2 separate regions of the Homo sapiens genome follow, and region 2 is linked to region 1. A link is a loop called in an ENCODE intact Hi-C map of the cell type or tissue named here. Cell type or tissue: psoas muscle. All regions are shown on one strand. Links, peaks and the distances in the headings refer to the core of each region. The heading gives the core; the rest is flanking DNA.

Region 1 (10,121 bases), core at 1,243-9,242:
TGTAGTATTCGCCTGGATTTTCCAGGCCATAAAATTTCAAAGCAGCTCATGTCTATTATATGTTCATCTTCCGTTTGGTCAGGGGCTCGGATGCCTGGGTTCCTGCTCCCCCATCTACTACTTTCTCTTTTTTCCTAGGTCTTCGTCTCTCTCAAGTCCACCTGCGGTAGGGGTGGGCGAATAAGGGATGGAACACTAAGGTTTGAGTAGCCAATGAGTGTCCTTAGCCCCCAGCGCAATGGAGTTGAGCTCTCCGAGCTCGGTCAGTATCAAGAAGGCACAGCTTTTCCGACCCCTTGGGATACCCGGTCTGAGACAGGGGTCAGGATGGAAAGGGTGCCAGCTGGGCTGCCAGGAGGTGTACAGGGCTCTGGGACCCTATTCTTGGGAGAAAGCACACAGTTCTCTGCAACCCGTTGGGCACGTTGCGAACGGAGCACGGAGTGGGGAGTTACCGCCAGGGCCACTGGGAAGCAGAGAGCACTGCAGTCCAGCTGGGGCTGCGGGGGTCCTGCAGCCTCCCGATTCTGTTCTCCAGCCTCCCCACCACGGCTTTTCAGGACAGAGTCACTGCCCAGCCCCAGCTTCCCCGGACTCCAACAAGGATCTTTTTAGCATACTGGGGGTGGAAGGCACTATCTCGAAACCCGCCCCATTTCCCCCGCCCCAACCTCCGGGAACTAGGCGTGCATACAACTTTGCAGCCCATCTCCACCGCTCGGAAAACTTCTATGAAGTAGCCCCCGCTCCCTAATTCGTCAAGTTTTCGCAGAAAAAGCTTCCGGGCCGGGGCAGCAGGGAGCGCCCCGCTTGGAGCAGAAGGCGCCCTTCGCGGGGCCAGAGCCAGCACCCCACTGCTCGCGCCCCGCAGCCCACTTACTCTCCTGGGCCATGCTAATGACGGTCTCGGTGGTGGCGTGGTACTCGTCCTCCTCCAGGAAGTCCTCGGGCTGCAGCGCGTCGCCCTGGAAGTCGTGTAGGTCCAGGATCTGCTGCAGCGGCGGCGCCTTGGGCAGCAGCTGCTTCACCACCTCGCGGCTGATGTTGGGCGCCTCCTTGAGCCGCAGTTTGCTCAAGATCTGCGACTTGATGCTCTCTAGGCGCAGCTCGCGGCTGTGCTGCCGCCAAACGCACACGGGGCAGCCGTCCGGCTCGGGCGCCACGGACGGGGCTGGCCGGCTGGAGCGCTCCCCCCCGACCCCCGCCGCTGCCGCCGCCGCCGCCGCCGCCGCCGCCGCCGCGGGGCCCTCGGCCGCCTCCCCCCGGGGCCGCAGCTCCAGGGCGAGGAGCAGGAAGCCCAGCAGCAGCGGGGCCGCGAGCACCATGCTGGAGGGGAGGGGAGGGAGGACTGGGGGGCGGGGACGCCGGAGTCCCGCGGGGAGGGGGCGGAGGGAGGAGGGAGGGAGGAGGAGGGGGTCCGGGCGGCGCGGGATTGGGGGCTGCCCGGCCGAGGGGGGACCCGGGGGGCCGGGGGCGGCGGGCGCGCGGGCGGGGCGGGCGGGCGGCCGGGGCGGGCGGCTGGGGGGGCCCGAGCCCGGGCCAGGCCCTTTATAGCCCCGGCCCCCGTGTCGTCAGCGGCCGCGATTGGCTGCGGAGCCAACAAAAGAGGCAGCGCTGTCATCCGAGGCGAGAGAGGGAGCCGGAGAGAGCCGAGGAATAGAGAGAGGGAGGGAATGAGGGAGCAAGGGCCAGAGAGAGATGAAGAGACAGAGATATGAGGGGGCGGGGGGGCGGATATAGAGGGAAAGTCAGAGCCAGAGAGACCAAGGAGAATCAGAGAGATAAGGGGGAAGAGACAGAGATAGGAAAAGGAGGAGGAGAGAGGGAGAGACAAAGGAGGAAAAGAAGAGTCAGGGGGAAGACGCAGAGGTGAGAGACTTAGCTAGAGAGGGAAATTGTGTGTCTGTGGGAGACACAGAACCAAGAAGGAGGAAGACTGGGACAACTAGTGGGAGAGTTAGAGTGGAGACAAAAATGGGGAGAAGAGGGGTACCACTAGATAGGGGGAGACAGAGGTCTACAGAGCCAGACCAGAAGAGATCGGGGGTCATGGAGATGGGAACAGCGGCAGAGGAACAGAGGACAGAAGAGTGCCCTGGGAAAGGGGTGGGGGGGGGGGTGGGGGGGAGAGAAATCAGGATGGGGGAGGAGAGAGAGGGGCACAGACAGGGAGACAACAAGGGAGCCCCTGAGGAGGCAGGTGCAGGGGATTGGGGGTGGGGGAGAGGAAAGGCAGAAACTCCTGAGAGAAGGAGCCACAAGAGTCAGCCTTGGTGGGAGCACAGAGAGCCCAGGGGACAGAGGTGGAGAACTTGAGACCAGAGGAGCTCTAGCCACCAGAGGTAGCCCAAAGAAGATGCTCAAGGAAGCCATGGAAGGAAGCACCAGGCTAGGCTCATCAGAGGGATTAAGGGGACTAGGAGAGGAAGAGGTCAGGGACAACCTAAGAAGGTGGAGAGGTGATGGGAAGAACTGAAACAGAGGGAAGACATAGAGCTGGGAAGACTGTGAGCTTGAAACTGGGGCTTAACAGGGCTAATGTAGTCAGCCGGCTGGAAAAGGCAGGAGCTAGAGGCCACTGGGGGAAGGGTGAGAGGAGATGGCTGGAGGCTGTTATACTTGGGGAGAAATCTAGATCTCTGGATTTCTAGCTATATCTTTGGATCTGCAGGGTCTTAGAAGTCTGAGAAGGGGCTGGAGGTTGCAAGGGTGAGCATGGGAAAGAAGTCTGCGCTCAGATGCACGAGATGAAATACAGATGTGGGACCAGCCCTAGTCTTCAGGTGTGATCCTGGGCAGTCAGAGAGCAGAGTAAAACAGTACTAAGGTGAAAAAATGTTTTGAATGTGCTTAACTTCTGACTTCAGGTTTTCCAGGCTTATTTCTGGATCTGAAAGCCCTGGAGCAATAGTCAAATGGAAAATGTTTGTGCCAGGCCAGGCGCGGTGGCTCACGCCTGTAATCCCAGCACTTTGGGAGGCCGAGGTGGGCGGATCACGAGGTCAGGAGATCGAGACCATCCTGGCTAACACGGTGAAACCCTGTCTCTACTAAAAATACAAAAAATTAGCCGGGCGTGGTGGCGGGTGCCTGTAGTCCTAGCTGCTGGGGAGGCTGAGGCAGGAGAATGGCGTGAACCTGGGAGGCGGAGCTTGCAGTGAGCCGAGATCGCGCCATTGCACCCCAGCCTGGGCGACAGAGTGAGACTCCGTCTCAAAAAAAAAAAAAAAAGAAAAGAAAAGAAAATGTTTGAAGGAATCAGGTCTTGCTAATTTCCTGGCATTCACAATGTTTATTTAATAAATGGATGAACTTTATTATTGGGCTTCTCAGAATAGAGGGGCATTGGTTTCCTCTCTGGAATTAAAGCCCAATAACATATCTTAAAGTTGGCTTGGCATAGGCATCAGGAGCACCAGACATAAGGATAGAGTTGGGTTGAGGAACTGGAGTAAAATAAGGGAAGAAACTGGGGATCCAGGTATGAGGGGAGGAGGTTGGGTAGGGGTTAGGAGGACCAAGCTGGGGAGCTTTGAAGAGACAATCCATTTCCATGGGTAACAGAAACTGAAAACAAAACAGACTGGAACAAAAACTTAGCTTGTTCCCTCCCTTGCTTTCAACCAAGACATGGGCATTTCAGCATTTCATCAAGTTTCTTAATCTATAATATGGGGCCACAATTCCTACCCTTAACTGGTTGTGGGGATTACATATAAGCAATCAATAGTGGCCTTCATGGGCTTCTTCTCCTTCATGATTCTTCCTTTCCTTTCTGATTTTCCAGAGCAGCGATTGCCTTTAGCACATATTCTGGCATATCCTATTTTCTAAAATGTTTCTCTGTCATTTCTTCAGCAAAATTGGAAAGGCTGTGAGAGCAAAGTTGGTGTCACCTCCTTCTTCTCCCTTAGAGAAGGTAGTACAGGCTTCACTTCCTCACCAAACATGTATCTAGTGGCAGGTACAAAGATAAATGAGATGCAAAAGTAAGTAAGACTCAGCTCCTTTCCTCAGAGAACATATAAACTAGAAAAGACACTAGGTAGGCCGGGCGCGGTGGCTCACGCCTGTAATCCCAATACTTCGGGAGGCCACGGTGGGTGGATCACCTGAGGTCAGGAGTTCGAGACCAGCCTGGCCAACATGGTGAAACCCCGTCTCTACTGAAAATACAAAAATTAGCTGGGCATGGTGATATGCGCCTGTAGTCCCATCTACTCAGGAGGTTGAGATGGGAGAATCACTTGAACCTGGAAGGCGGAGGTTGCAGTGAGCCAAGATCATGCCACTGCACTCCAGCCTGGGCGACAGAGCAAGACTCTGTCAAACAAAAAAAAAAAAAAAAAAAAAAGAAGGAAGGAAGAAAGAAAAGAAAAGAAGAAAAGAAAAAGAAAAGAAAAGAAAAGAAAAGAAAAGAAAAGAAGACATTAAGTAAACAGGACCAGCCAGAACTCTAGGCCAGATGCCTCCTGCATATCTCAATCTGGATGTTTCATGGCACTTCAAATATCACAGGTTAGAGAACCCCTTCTTTCTCCCTAAAATGTGTCCCATCCTGCAGCTTTTCATTTTAGTGAATGACAATCATCCAGGCTAGAAATCTGAATGTCTTGTTTCACCCTTGTCCTCTTGACCATTTCTGAATCTTTGCACAGGTTGTTTCTTCTTCCTAGAACAATTCCCCCTACTACTTCCACTCTCTTCCACCCACCAATCTCTTGGCCAAGTTTACTCTTTCTTCAGGTCTCAGCATAGATCCCATCCAAGAATCCCTTCCTGACTTCGGGTCTAGAGTAGTTGCTTCTCCCAGATATATCTGCACCATTCTGTGAGGTATGGAGATAATCGCCTAGCTTCTAGACTAGAAGTAGGCTGGCTGGGTTCAAGTCCCAGCTCTCTCCCTTTTCTGGTTGTGTAAACTTGGACAAGTTATTAAACCTCTTTATACCTCAGATTCCTCACCTGTAAGATGGGAATAATTATATATATATATAGAGAGAGAGAGAGACGGAGTCTTGCTTTGTCGCCCAGGTTGAAGTACAGTGGCGAGATCTCGGCTCACTGCAACCTCCACTTCCCAGGTTCAAGCGATTCTCCTATCCTCAGCCGCCCGAATAGCTGGGATTACAGGCACGCGCCACCAAGCCTGGCTAATTTTTGTATTTTTAGTAGAGACAGGGTTTCACCATGTTGGCCAGGCTGGTCTTGAACTCCTGACCTCAAGTGATCCACCCGCCTTGCCTCCCGAATTGCTGGGATTACAGGCGTGAGCCACTGTACCTGGCCAAGGATAACAATATTGTACCTATTTCATAAGGTTATGAAGATTAAATGTCTGAAAAACTGTTCTAAATGCATTAGTTATTACTGTTACCCCAACTTACAACGCTCACCTTGGGAGACCAGAGAGAGCAGGAACTTTTTCACCAAAGTATTCCTTAACAGCTTTGAATAAAGAATGAATGAGGCCTGCTAAGTGAACTTGATAAGAGTTGGGTGGGGGAAAGAAGACAGTGTATTTGTATATATGAGGGGTTATTGGTATCTGCCAAATACAGGGAATTGGAGTCAGGAACATTTGAGACAGAAAGGTTTTCTATCTCCTGATAGCCTCCTCAGTTTCCAAGACTAAACTTAATCCAATAAGTGGACAAGACTGCCATCTGATGGTAGAATCTGGAATATCAGCTCCTCGGAGGTGGAACTGAAAGCACGGCTTAAGGGTTTTATTTTTGCATACGTTGTACATTTTCATTTTAGAATTTTAGTTCGAAAAGTTCCATATCATAATGCATTAAGCCTTGTCCTTTCCCCAGCGCCTCCCAGATCTTGCCTATTTCCTTGAGTTCCCTCAGGTTTGGTCCTGTTGGGATCCCCTGAGTTTCAGGAATTAACCCCTGGGAGGTTTCTTTTAGGAGCTTCAGAACTCCAGCTGCCCCAGACTCCCTAAAAATGGGGCACTGGTGGCTTTACGGAAAATAAGTTCGGGGGGATCTGGACATTAGATCTTTCCTTATCCTAGTACATGCTTAGGTTTGGGGCCCCGCCCACTGTCCTAGTCTCCCTGGCAACTGTCTTCCTGCCAAGGGTGCCCCTCTCCCAGAGTTACCCAGGCAACCTTCAGGCCCGCCTTCTTCAAGGTCCTGACTGGTTCATAGCAAATGTGGGTCGCAGCCTAAGGGAGGCATTTAGGCTTAAAATGTATGAGCTGCCGGGAGAGAAGGAGGCTGTGTTCCGGGGGAGGGTATGAGGTTTCAAGACCTGCTAGAGAGAGAGGTGCTTGGGTAGATGGTCTGCTATATCCTCAGGAAGAGCTGCAGCTCCCTGGAGCCTGTCACCGGGGTCTGAGGCCAGAGTTGCCTGGACCATGATCAGAAGTGCTGCTGCCAGAACAGGGGAACCATTGTAAGGGAACCCTGTAAGGGGGGACTCCCGCCACCCTGCACCTTCACCACAATGGCCACCTCCACACCCAAACTGCCTTGTCTATCAGAGCTAGGCTCAGTGGGGAGTAGCTATTTTTCTCCCCTCCCTAGGGAGGATCCCTAATCCTATCTCTTCTTCCTTTTTTCTCCTAAAGTTTCTATTTTGAGGGTCAGTGGACTCATTCTTTGGCACTGCAGGGCTTTCTAAGGAGGGGAGGGGCTACATCTCGTTGAGATGTAGCAGAGGGGAGAGGCTTACTCCCCGGCTCTCCTGCTCTCCCTGCATGTGCCTCTGGGGGAGTGGGGAGGCTATTCTGGGCTAGGGGGTGGTGTGTTAGTAGAGTGGACCCCTTCCAGTCCTCTGCCCACAAATCCTGCAGCTCCAGAGAGGATGTCACTGTAATTACTGTCCTCTCCCACACCACCTTCTAAATCCTATAATTATCTTGCCGGGATCACTTGGCAGTCTTGTTAACCTCTTTAGCCCCAAGGCCCTCTAAGAGAAGTTGGGAGTTGGGAGAAGGGGGCCAAAGAGTTTGCGTTTGGGGTGGGGGGCAGTGTGGCAGGATACAACTGGGGGACTCTAAGAATCATTTGGGGTTATGTCTTCCTTTGCCTCTGGCCTCCCTCCTGCTTATCCCCAATCTGTCCCCTCTCTCCTCATGGCAGGCCAGCTCTACAACTCCACTGGGTGCAAGCTGCTGCTTATCTTCATTCTTGGCCTCCCTGGGGTCCCCACCTCTTCCCTGAGTTCTCACCTACTGCTCCCTCTCTGGGCCCATGGTGGGTCCTCATTACAGGCCCTGTTTCTGGCAGTGGCCAATGCTGCCAGCAGGAGGCACCACTATTCCAGCTGCTGCTCCAGGAAAAGAACGGGTCTAAGTGCAATGTCAGCTTCTCCAAGGACCTTAAAATGCTGGCAGATGGGCTGATCCAGGAGGCGACAAAGCAGTACCTGGGCTGCCAGGTGAGGGAGCTGTTGGGAAGCAGGGGGGAACTGCAGGAGTGTTCAGAGGGAATTCTCTCTCCAGAGGGAATGAAGGAGAAAGCAGAGGGTAGTGAAGGTCAAAGTTGTCAGATGAGGGGCATGTGTGTGTGTGTGAACGGTGAGGGTGTCAGGACGACCAGCGGGTCTGGCTGGGATCTGGGAATGGGAGCCTGAAATTGGTGAGGGCAGGAGAAACTGGTCTGGGCTCTACCGAGGGGTGCCAGCACTCCTCACCCCTAGTTCCCTGGGCTGCAAGACCACATCCATGGGGAACAACCCAACAAATTTGAGAACAGCCTGGGTGAGTCTGCCACAGGCCCTTCTTCTTTGGCAGGTATCTCAGGTCCTCTGCTGCCCCACTGCATCCCCCAGCCTGTGCTAGGCAGCTTCCAGAACCCAGGGGTTCTCTTTGTCATAGCCCTCTCACCACACTGTATTTTTTGTCTGTGCCTATAAGGTTGTAAGCACCCTGAAGGCAGGGACATGTCTTACTTATCTCCATGTTTAGGCTCCCCATACATGGATTAATACATGAATGAATTTTTCCTGAGCCCCTGCCTAGGCCTCTTGGCCTTTTAGTCCCAAGGAACAGAAACCTGAGATAACCACCCAGTCCCAGCATCACCTCTTTGTCATTTCTCCTATGTTTATCTCTGTTCCATCCTAGGAAAAACTTTAGTTGTGAGGCTCTGTGACTCTCAGGTAGATACCTCTGTGCTCCTGTGCCTGGTTCTGGGCCAGAACCACACAGCAGCTAAGATCCTGGCCAAGGGAGTGCATAAACAAGACATGAACCTGGACGAGGCTCTCAAGCAGGATGGGCTGGAGCTGTTCATCCTGCCCACTCACCAGCTGGGCATTTGGATGGACCTCGTTGTTAATGATGGCACTGGCTGGGAAGAGACTGGGACAGGAGTGACAATGAGGGGCCAGAGGTCAGGAACTAGGGGCCCAAGAAATGGGGAAAGGAATTGAGGCGGGCCCTGAGGACAGATCCTGGTGGGGGTGGGGCTGGAGTGTGGGGTTGCCAGAGGAGCTAGACCTTGGGGCTTGAATTGGGGGGTCTAGGCCAAGGCCAAGGCCAAGGTGAGTGTGAGGGGCAGAAGGAGGCTGGATTGTCCCTCCCACCCCTACCTTGGCTATGTCAGTTGGGGTGGGGTATCCAGATATTTCTCAAAGCAAAATCATTTTAATTCCCATGAGTCTGAAAACAGGGTATGATAAAGCCTCATCATTCTTTTTTGTTTGTTTTTTGAGGTCTTTGGAGAAGGACCTCAAAACGCTGGCAGATGGGCTGATCCAGGAGTGTTGCTCTGTTGCCCAGGCTGGAGTGCAGTGGCATGATCTCGGCTCACTGCAGGCTCCGTCTCCCGGTTTCAAGCAATGTTCCTGCCTCAGCCTCCCGAGTAGCTAGGACTGCAGGCACATGCCACCATGCCCAGCTAATTTTTTTGTATTTTTAGTAGAGACAGGGTTTCGCCATGTTGGCCAGGCTGGTCTTGAACTCCTGACGTCAGGTGATCCACCCGCCTCGGCCTCCCAAAGTGTTGGGATTACAGGTGTGAGCCACTGCGTCCGACCGTTTTTGTTTTTATAGAGATGGGGTTTTACCGTCTTGCCCAGGCTGATCTCGAACTCCTGGGCTCCTACCTCAGCCTCTCAAAGTGTTGGGATTACAGGTGTGAGCCACCACATCCAGCCAAGCCTTACCGTTCCTTTTTTTTGTTTTGTTTTGTTTTGTTTTTTTGGGACGGAGTTTCCCTCTTGTTGCTCAGGCTGGAGTGCAATGGCACCATCTTGGCTCACGGCAACCTCCGTCTCCCGGGTTCCAGTGATTCTCCTGCTTCAGCCTCCCCAGTAGCTGGGATTACAGGCATGTGCCACCACACCCAGCTAATTTGTATTTTTAGTAGAGACGGGGGCCTGTCCATGTTGGTCAGGCTGGTCTTGAACTCCTGACCTCAGGTGATCCGCCCGCCTCAGCCTCCCAAAGTGCTGGTATTACAGGTGTGAGCCACTGTGCCCAGCCACCATTTTTCTGTTATTTTTTTATTTTTTTGAGATGGAGTCTTGCTCTGTCACCCAGGCTGGAGTGCAGTGCTGTGATCTCACTGCAACCTCTGCCTCCCAGGTTCAAGCAATTCTCCTGCCTCAGCCTCCCGAGTAGCTGGGACTACAGGTGCATGCCACCACGCCCGGCTAATTTTTTGTATTTTAGTAGAGATGGAATTTCACTGTGTTGTCCAGGCTGGTCTCAAACTCCTGAGCTCAGGCTATCCATCCACCTCAGCCTCCCAAAGTGCTAGGTCACAGGCATGAGCCACTGCACTCGGCCTGGCCACCATTCTTAAAGTAATAAAACCAATTCCCTTAGTTTATTCTGTGATCCTCACAACTGCCCTGTGAGGTGGGGAAGGGAGTTGTTTCCCTCCTACTCAACTGGGAGAAAGCTGAGGCTCAGGGAGAGAGGTCACCCCATTCATGAGCAGCAGAACCAGGTCTCACACCAGGGCTTCTGGCCTCAGAGAGCTTCTTGCTGGCGGCAGGTGTGACAGCACTGGAGTGGTACATCAAGACCCTGGCAGGGTGTGGTGGTTCACGCCTGTAATCCCAGCACTTTGGGAGGCCAAGGCAGGTGGATCACTTGAGGTCAGGAGTTCAAGACCAGCCTGACCAACATGGTGAAACCCCGTCTCTACTAAAAA
Region 2 (9,990 bases), core at 1-8,000, 290 kb before region 1:
TGTGCCACCAACTCCACATCCTTTTCATAGCCACCCGAGTTCACATCATAGGGGAGGTCTGAGAGGCTGAAGCGCATCTGCTTTTCGCCTGTGGAGAACAGGAACTCAGCAGGGCTGGGTTTGGAGAATTCCTACACTCTCCTCAGGATTACTTCTTTGTTTTTTTACCTGTGGGGCTGGGTGTAACATTATTTACTACGTGGCATTTACTTTCGCAGGGTCAGGTCCTTTGTGGGACTGCTCCCTGACTCTAGGCTATAATCTTAGAGAAGGACTCAATCCCAGCCCATTGATTTTTAATACTTCATTTTATTACTCTCCATAAAGCTCCAGGTCCTTAGAGAGCTCATGACTAGTGCTGGGGATAGGGGGAACCACATACTTATTTCCTCTCTCTGACTCTCTAAGGGCCCACACAGACTGAAGTTCTTGTTATTCTTAAAAACTGAGATAGCCCGGGCCGGGCGCGGTGGCTCACGCCTGTAATCCCAGCACTTTGGGAGGCTGAGGCGGGCAGATCATGAGGTCAGGAGATTAAGACCATCCTGGCTAACACGGTGAAACCCCGTCTCTACTAAAAATACAAAAAAAATTAGCCGGGCATGGTGGCAGGCGTCTGTAGTCCCAGCTACTCGGGAGGCTGAGGCAGGAGAATGGCGTGAACCTGGGAGACAGAGGTTGCAGTGAGCCGAGATCGTGCCACTGCATTCTAGCCTGGGCGACAGAGCAAGACTCCGTCTCAAAAACAAACAAACAAACAAAAAACTGAGACAGCCCGATGCCTCGACCCTGTCCCTTACAACCACCACGAGAGTCTTCAGTGCCAACCCTTCTCCACTCTCTTTGAGTACATCCTCCCTCTTTACTTTCCTCCTGTCCTGAGGATAGATTTTCAGTATCAGAGGCCACCAGCCTGCTTTCTTTCTTTCCTTTTTTCTTTTTTCTTTTGAGACGGAGTCTTGCTCTGTTGCCCAGGATGGATGGAGTGCAGTGGCGCGATCTCCGCTCACTGCAAGCTCCGCCTCCCAGGTTCACACCATTCTCCTGCTTCAGCCTCCCGAGTAGCTGGGACTACAGGTGCCCGCCACCACGCCCGGCTAATTTTTTGTATTTTTAGTAGAGAGGGGGTTTCACTGTGTTAACCGGGATGGTCTTGATCTTCTGACCTCTTGATCTGCCCACCTTGGCCTCCCAAAGTGCTGGGATTACAGACGTGAGCCACTGCACCCAGCCCACCAGACTGCTTTCTTTCCCCAAACCGAATCTCCAGACCACACAGCTCAGATTTATTTGAGCTGTGGCTTAAAGCTGATACGTCTTTCCAACTGGATTCTTACCTACAAACTTCTGGGGTGTGGAACGCTTGCGTTTGGTGAGGCTATTGGCCAGACGATCGATGAAAGTTGGCCGCTCAGAGGATGAGTGCAGCATGGAGTCTGGCACCATCTCCAGGTCACGTATTTCGTCACCTAGTGGGAAGAAGGTGGAGACAGTAGTAGCAGTTGAGTAGGGGTAGCATTGGCCCCACAGCCTTTGCCTGGAGAAAACCAGCAGGTCAGTAGCCAAGGAAGGACATACCAGTTGCCTGGGAAACTGGGCTCTGTTTACCCTACCTAAAGCTCACTCCAATAAAATTTCAGATCATTTGGGGACAATCATACACATCTGGCCCTTGGTTTTATACTTCTTGTGTTCTCTCTCTCCCATTAGGCCAAGGATATAGACCCAAACTTCCCCTACCTGTCGATCTCCCTAAAGCACCCACCACAGACAAGGCTCTCCACCAACTGGGTTACCTAGAATGGGGTGTTTGGCAGATTTACTGGGGTAATCATCCCCTGTTCCACAGACTTCATCCCTCAGTGTGGGAGATACTGGAGTCACCCTTGTCTAGCACTCCCTCTCACCATCCCCTTTTAACTCCCCAGTAGTACATCAATAGCCCTACCTGGTTGGCCAGCCAAAGCTTGGGCTTCAGTGCTGAGACTCTGTAGGTAGTTATGGCACCGCTCCTTGTGCTCCTCCAGGGTACTCTGCTGTTTGTAGCTCCGGCCACAGTAGTTACACTTGTAGGGCTTGCCCACTGTGGGAGAGGAGACTGTGGAGGAGAGTGGAAAGATGGCATCAGAGCTATTTCTCGCTGTGCCCTGGCTCTGCAGATTCAGCCAAGAGCAAGTATACACTGGCATGGGAAGGAAAGGATGTTGCTAAATTGAGTTCTTCTACTTGTCTTTCATTTCCCAACTTCAACTGCAACCGCGGACAGATGAACAATATTTGATGATGAAGGATAATGTGCAGTTATGGGGGCAAGGGAATCCTAGGGCATGTGGCTTCAGACTGGTGGTGGGTTTGTTCAAGATGGCCAAATTGTTGCTTAAAGGAAGTGAGGACCCAGGGACTTTGTAGAGGATCATCCCTAGCAGACAGGCAGGCCCCACTGCAGGATCTCAGAGTCTGGGGCCCAGACTGTGGTTTAACCTTTCCATTTGGCAGGCGGATGTAAGTGCTGTTTATCAGACAAGGGGATTTTTTGCTTTTTATGAACTATCTGCTTTGGTTTGGGGGAAACTGGTGGGCTGGCATGACAGAAATGAGAGCCCTTAGATCTGCCAATGTGGGGAGGGGGCAGTTTTCATTGACCTTTACTTGTATTTTGACCTCCAGCCCTAGCCTGGTTTACTGATTATTTTGTCTCTCTGTCTCTCTACGCTGAGATACCAAGAGAGGTCTAGAAAGCCCATCACTGATAGAGTAATTCTGAAAAGAGAAAAAGAATAAAAGAACAGAGAAGAAAATAAAGAAGAGTAAAAAAAAGAGAACACCAAATTTGGGTTTGTTTGTTTATGTGCTTGTAATAAGGAACAGGTTATAAAGGTCTTGTTTCTACCGAAGAAAGAAAATTGGAAAACAGAGTGGTACTTCATTTAAAGATAACTCTTAAGAGATATTTGTGAGAGGAGAGAAAAAAGTGGAGAGAAACAACGTATTGTATATTTGATGTATCTTGCTGCTATTGAGCAGGGAGACAGGAGAAGGTATCTCTAGGAAGCTGGTAATTACTATTCACCCCTAACCTTGCCATGCCAAAGCTGGGCCTTGACTAAATCAATCTACTGGATTTTACTCAGGCTCTGTAAACTCTTGTATTTTAGGGATGAAATGAACACCATGGTCCCTATCCACCCAAAGACCCTTGGGGAAACAGTTTAACATCTGGGAGAGGAATGATCCTCCAACCGCTTTCTTTTTTTTCAAATTTTAATTGATAATTGATACATAATAATTATACATGTTTATGAGATACATATGATATTTTCATACATGTATACGACATGTAATGATCAAGTTGGGGTAACTGGCATATCTGTCACCTCAAACATTTATCTTTTTTTCTTCTTTTTTTTGGAGACAGAGTCTTACTCTGTTGCCTAGGCTGGAGTGCAGTGGCACGATCTCGGCTCACTGCAACCTCTACCTCCTGGGTTCAAGCGATTCTCCTGCCTCAGCCTCCCAGTAGCTGGGACTACAGGCGCCCACCACCATGCCCAGCTAATTTTTTGTATTTTTAGTAGAGACGGGTTTCACCATGTTAGCCAGGATGGTCTCAATCTCCTGACCTCATGATCTGTCTGCCTCAGCCTCCCAAAGGCTAGGATGACAGGCGTGAGCCACCATGCCCAGCAAACATTTATCATTTCTTTGTATTGGGAACATTCAAAATAATCTCTTCTAGCGATTTTGAAATATACAATAAATTATTGTTAACTACAGTCATTCTACTATGCTGTGGAACACTACAACTTATGCCTCCCATCTAACTGTAATCTTGTACCCATTAACCAGCCTCTCGCTATCCACCTACTCCCAACCCTTCTCAGTCAGCCTCTGGTAACCACTGTTCTACTCTCTACTTTTTTTTTTTTTTTGAGACGGAGTTTCACCCTTGTTGCCCAGGCTGGAGTGCAATGGCGCGATCTTGGCTTACTGCAACCTCTGCCTCCTGGGCTCAAGGAATTCTCCTGTCTCAGCCTCCCGAGTAGCAGGGATTACAGGCATGCGCCACCACGCCTGGCTAATTTTGTATTTTTAGTAGAAACAGGGTTTCTCCATGTTGGTCAGGCTGGTCTTGAACTCCTGACCTCAGGTGATCTGCCCGCCTTGGCCTCCCAAAGTGCTGGGATTACAGGCGTGAGCCACCGTGCCTGGCTTTTTTTTTTTTTTCCCCAAGATGGGGTCTCACTCTGTCACCCAGACTGGAGTGCAATGACATGATCACAGGACACTGAAGTCTTGACCTCCCAGGTTCAAGTGATCCTCCCTGTCTCAGCCTCCTGAGTAGCTGGGACTACAGGTGTGTGCCACCACACCTAGTTTTTGTTTTTGTTTTTGTTTTTGTTTTTGTAGTAGAGACGAAGTCTCACTATGTTGCTCTGGCTGGTCTCAAACTCCTGGGCTCAAGCGATCCACCCGCCTTGGCTTCCCAAACTGCTGGGATGATAGACGTGAGCCACTGCACCCAACCTACTCCGTGCTTCTATGAGATCAACTTTTTTAGCTCCCACATGAGTGAGAACATGCATCCAGTCTCTTTTTTCTTATAATAGGGGTTGCAACAGAAAGCACTTCACAGAGATGGGACCTGACAGTATATCTGTGTCTGCTTCTGTTGTTAATAATCTACAGATCAACATCCAAAATCTACCCAGTTCACCTCACTGTGTAGTTGGTAAGAATTCTAGGGGCCAAGCCATCCTTGTTCCAAACCAGCAGGGGGAGCAGCCCCTTTTCTGAGGAAAAGGAGTATGTATTTCTGGCACTGGACCTTGATGGGGTTCCAGCTAGGCTGAAGAATAGCTATGTGACCCGCAACTCATTTTTCCCCCCAACAGCTTCATTTTCCTTGTCAACAAAATGGGGATAATCACATCTACCTTGGAATTGTTATGAGGATCACATGGAGAAACACAAGTGAAATGCTCTGTAGATATAAAGCATGTATCAACGATGATCTTTCTCCCTGTTTCTCCACATACATAGAGATAAAGAGGTCCCAATTACAAGGTGGGAGAACCTGGAACAAGGTAAGTGGATGGAGAAAGTAGAGGGTGATGAAATGATTGCTCTGTCCCTTTAAATCCTGGCTCAGGAGAGTTTAAGAAGAGAAAAATAGCCAGGAAAGTTTCCAAGGACAGACCCTACTAATTCTTTCCCCCTTCCTTTCTTCCTGCCTTTTCCCAATCTTGAGCTCCCTCCTTCCTGCCAGCTCAGCTCCTGGCCTCTTCCCAAGTCCAAGCCAAAAGCCTAAAGCTTAGTAAAATGCCTAAAAAGTGCTATCTGTCCAGCTGATTCAGACAGATACTGATTCAAACAGTCTTGACTGGGCTAGAAAACCTTGTTAATCCAGTTTCCCAGCACTGTTCCAAACATTGATCTCTAGGTACCCTCTGGACTTTCTCTTGCCTCTGGGAAGGTGACAACCTCTTGGGATAGGGAACAGAAATAGGATACTCTTTTCCTATTTGGAAGTCCTAGGCTCCCTTTTTTGCAATTTGAGAGGGCTATGGATATTTCCAGGAGCCAGAAGGAAGTAAAGGAGAGGACAGACTGGTTGCTCAAGACCTCTGGTGGTGTGGGAGGAAGGAGGGTGAAGATGATGACAGGTGTGGGGCCTGAGGCAGATGGGAGTGAGAGGAGGGATTTCCCAGGGGCTTAGATGTTGGGGGTAATAGGGCATGGATTGTGGCATCAACAATCTAAAATATAAAAGTCAGGAAAGCCCAGGCACAGTGGCTGACACCACGCCTGTAATCCCAGTACTTCAGGAGGCTGAGGTGGGCCGATTGCTTGAGATCAAGAGTTCAAGACAAGCCTGGGCAGCATAGGGAGATCCTGTCTCTACAAAAAAATAGAAAAATTAGCTGGGTGTGGCAGTATCCTTCCAGCTACTCAGGAAGCTGAGGTGGGAGGATGGCTTGAGCTCAGGAGATCAAGACTGCAGGGAGCCAAAATTGCACCACTACACTCCAGCCTGGGCAACAGTGTGAGACACCGTCTTGAAAAAACAAAAAACAAACAAAAGTCAGGGAAGGGTGACTTTTTTTTTTTTTTTTTTTTTTTTTTTTTGAGACTGAGTGTCGCTCAGTCGCCCAGGCTAGAGTGCAATGGCGCGATCTCAGCTCACTGCAAGCTCCGCCTCCCGGGTTCACGCCATTCTCCAGCCTCAGCCTCCCAAGTAGCTGGGACTACAGGTGCCTGCCACCATGCCCGGCTAATTTTTTTTTTTTTTGTATTTTTAGTAGAGACAGGGTTTCACCATTTTGGCCAGGATGGTCTCGATCTCCTGACCTCGTGATCCGCCCATCTTGGCCTCCCAAAGTGCTGGGATTACAGGCGTGAGCCACCGCGCCAGGCCAAGGGTGACCGTTAACAGCCAAGAACATTGCTCCTATTCCTTTTGCTCCAAGTAGATGGATTTTACATCCATATGGTGGATGTAAAATACCCCATCAAGGTGTCTCCCAAATTTCCCATGAAGCCTTGCTGCCCAGAGGATGGGTGAGAGAGGCAGGGGGCCCTATCTGCTCTGTAAATGCTCCCCCCTCCTCAATGACAGACACTGGAACTCCCCAAATACAAGAGAAGTCACTGAGCTCTACATACTGGGTGTGTTGGAGCCTCATTCCCTCCTCCCACTGGACAGACACTGACCTGAGTGTGTGCGGAGGTGACCAGTGAGTGCATCACGCCGGCGGCAGGCATAGTTGCAGAAGGGACATTTAAAGGGCTTCTCCCCAGAGTGCAGCTTGATGTGGCGCAGCAGGTTCCCCTTCTGGGTGAAGGAGGCACCACACTGGTTGCAATGGAAGGGCCTTTCACCTGCAAGTGAAAGAACAAATCCCAGAGGACTGCATGTGAGGAACTTTGAAGGTTGAACCTATCACCCACCCTCTGCCCTACCTTGCCCAAGGGAAGGTGCTCTGAACACATTGCTGACGGGCAGAAGTGCAATGCACACAAACCCTGATTTATGAAGATCCCTTGGGGATCCCTGGGGTCTTACCCTGGGGAAGGTGTGGATTAGAGGTGTGTGGCAGGGAGAGGGGCCTGGAACACGAGGCCAAAAGACTGTTACCAAAAACTGAGCCCCACAGGGCCCACTCTGCCCTAGGAGCCCAAGGCCCAAGGAAGCTGAGAAGAGAAGGCTTTTGTTTTCTGTTTTGTTGTTGTTGTTGTTGTTGTTGTTTTTTAATTATTAGATGGGAGGGCCCAAAGAATACCCAGGAGTCTTACCCCTATTGGACCATTGGCTCATTCTTGAGTCTACACTTTCCCCTCCCTCATATACTGAGAAAAATATCACCTTTTCTTTATAACAGCGGTTGAGGAGAGTGCCAGGAAACTAAAGGTATTGAGGGGAATTCAAATTCTGTACCCACCCCCACCCTGCCTCGTTTTGTCAGCTGGAAAATGTGCTGGGTGAGACCCTTCCCTTTCTGAGGCTACCCACTCCCTGCATGACCTCCTCCAGCCCCATACCTGCTGTTGTCCCAGCACTGCCCCTGCCTCTCAACCCCACCCTGGGAGCTCCTCCCAGAGCCCCTCTGGCTTACTTACCAGTGTGACTGCGCTTGTGCACCATGAGCACGTTGGGTCCAATACAGACCATGCCGCAGACGTCACACTTGAGCTTGCCATTGGGCAGCCGGATGCCCCCAGGGGAGTGAGGCTCTGGCCCACTCCCATCACAGTAGCCCAGGGGCTCAGACAATGAATCTTCCACAATCACGCTGTCGTCCTTTTCCAGGAGCCGCTCATCTGGCCCCAGCAGTCTGCTTGACTCCTCATCGCTGTACATCTCCACCTTGATGGAGTTGGCTGAGGGGTGGGATGGTGTTTAGAATAGAGAGAGGCAAAGGGGGAAGCTGCTCCCAGGCCAGAATGGCACTCTTTTTTTTTTTTTTTTTTTGAGATGGAATTTCGCTCTTGTTGCCCAGGCTGGAGTGCAGTGGCACGAATTTGGCTCGACGCAACCTCCACCTCCCAGATTCAAGTGATTCTCCTGCCTCAGCCTCCTGAGTAGCTGGGATTACAGGCATGTACCATCACACCCAGCTAATTTGGTATTTTTAGAACAGACAGGGTTTCTCCATGTTGGTCAGGATGGTCTCGAACTTCCAACCTCAGGTGATCTGCCTGCCTTGGCCTCCCAAAGTGCTGGGATTACAGGTGTGAGCCACTGCGCCTGGCCCAGAATGGCACTCTTAAAGTTTAAGAGGGTGTCTTTAGGCCCTGAGACATTCAAGCCTTAAATGGAACTAACACCCTAGTATCCCTGCTGCTGATATCAGAATCCTACTGGAACCTGAGACAACCTTTTCTCCCACCCACCAGGCAAATAGGCTTCAAGAGAAAAAAGTTGGGCCGGGTGTGGTGGCTCACGCCTGTAATCCCAGCAATTTGGGAGGCCAAGGCGGGTGGATTCTTTTGAGGTCAGGAGTTTGAGACCAGCCTGGCCAACATGGTGAAACCCTGTCTTTACTAAAAATACAAAAATTAGCTGGGCATGGTGGTGTACGCCTGTAATCCCAGCTACTTCGGAGGCTGAGGCAGGAGAATCGCTTGAACTTGGGAGGCGGAGGTTGCAGTGAGCTGAGATCACGCCACTGCAGTCCAGCCTGGGCGACAGAGCAAGACTCCATCTCAAAAAGAAAAAAGTTGGGGGTACATAGGATGTCTTCTGTCGCTGAGGAGAGGAGGCGACTAAGGGGAGCTTTTTTCTCTACTCTCTTGTCATGAAGAAAGATGTCTGGCTTGGCCCTGGGCAGGAAGCCAGCAAGTTAACAGTGGCGGGAAAACAGATCTAGGAAGACTGAAGGGGGACAACAGGCCAAAGAGAGCAAACCTGGAAGACAGACATGCTTACAGTTCCCTCCCACCTCATTAGATTGAATCCCTCTACCCCCTCCACCTCCATAAAACTCTGAGGCAGGGCAGGAGGGGTAAAGGAAGGAGGAACCATTGAGGAGAAGGCTTTGGCTCTAGCTCCGACCTACATTCCTGGCTACTCCAACCATTTAGAGAATGTCACAGATCTAGGGCCAGCTGGGGAGAGGCAGTCATGGGGACCCTGTCTGGGTAGGAGAATGAGCTGTGGGGAGATGGGGAGGTCCTTCTACTCTCTATTTCCTATCTAACTCCATCTGATGACCATTTCTATCTACCTGCTTCTCTAATTCCATAATTTCTCTTTGAAACTTTTACCTTAATCCCACCCATACCTCTTTTAATTCCACCCTAGTCTGCCAGTGACTGACTATTCACTCTCCTTTCAGAAGCCAGAAAAACCCTAGACACTGGGCTCCTCATTGCTCTTAGAGACTAAGCAGGAGACCAGCAGGAGGTGACGATGGGGAAATGGTTGCCAGTGGAAGGTGAATTGAAGGCCAAATGCAACAGGGGGTGCCTACTGCCAGGAGGTGGTAGGAGGTTACACTTACCACTGAGTGAGCGGCTAGGAGAAGAGTGCTGGCTGTTGGGGGTGCTCACCGAGGGCCCCACTGGGGCCCCGAGGAACTCCTTCTCCAGAGATGAGTCCCCGCTACCTTGGAGGAGAGAACAAGAGGGCAGGTAAAGCTGGAGCTGGAGATATCTACTGTCCATTGCCTAATCTTTTAAAAAAATTCAGTTAAATTTCACAAACATTTCCTTCATAGCCATGTACAAAGCAGTGTTGTATGCTGGGCACCATACCTTGTGCCCCCGCCAGTCTGGATGCCTGGTGCTGCCTTCTGTGAGCTCAGTGGCTGGGCCTTGCCTACCCTACCTTTATCTAGGCCTGAGGGCAAGAGCATCACTGCCTGACGTCCACAGGAAGCAGGGCTGAGGCTGGGTGCGCCAGGGCGGAGAGGAAAATGGGGGCTGCAGAAGGGACAGATGTTCAGGACAGACATTCTTCCCTACTGTTCCTCTCTGGAGCCCCCAGCCGGT

What was found. Peaks named below come from ENCODE experiments on the same cell type or tissue, not always from the same donor. Only the 100,000 strongest peaks of a DNase experiment are listed, where the experiment ranks them.
Region 2: a loop joins it to region 1, with 4 times the contacts of the local background. A loop is called at or near these places in 31 of 110 quality-filtered maps.

Annotation. Positions count from the first base shown.
Region 1 is chr12:55,734,521-55,744,641 of GRCh38, reverse strand. It overlaps GDF11 (growth differentiation factor 11), which reads right to left and starts at 1,520. Exons shown (of 3, transcript NM_005811.5): 1 at 881-1,520. The coding sequence starts at 1,325. RefSeq lists a silencer at 485-544 and an enhancer at 6,137-6,456. In psoas muscle, for the core only: CTCF peaks have their summits at 5,684 (motif pointing left) and 7,263 (motif pointing right); DNase peaks (open chromatin) are centred at 1,309, 1,601, 6,101 and 7,261; H3K4me3 peaks cover 1,849 bases.
Region 2 is chr12:56,024,669-56,034,658 of GRCh38, reverse strand. IKZF4 (IKAROS family zinc finger 4) reads right to left here. Exons shown (of 8, transcript NM_022465.4): 3 at 9,501-9,605; 4 at 7,618-7,878; 5 at 6,712-6,879; 6 at 1,949-2,098; 7 at 1,338-1,469; 8 at 1-88. It overlaps LOC105369781 (a long non-coding RNA gene), which reads left to right and starts at 9,568. Exons shown (of 3, transcript NR_135023.1): 1 at 9,568-9,630. In psoas muscle, for the core only: a CTCF peak has its summit at 4,771 (motif pointing right); no DNase peak of the experiment used is centred there.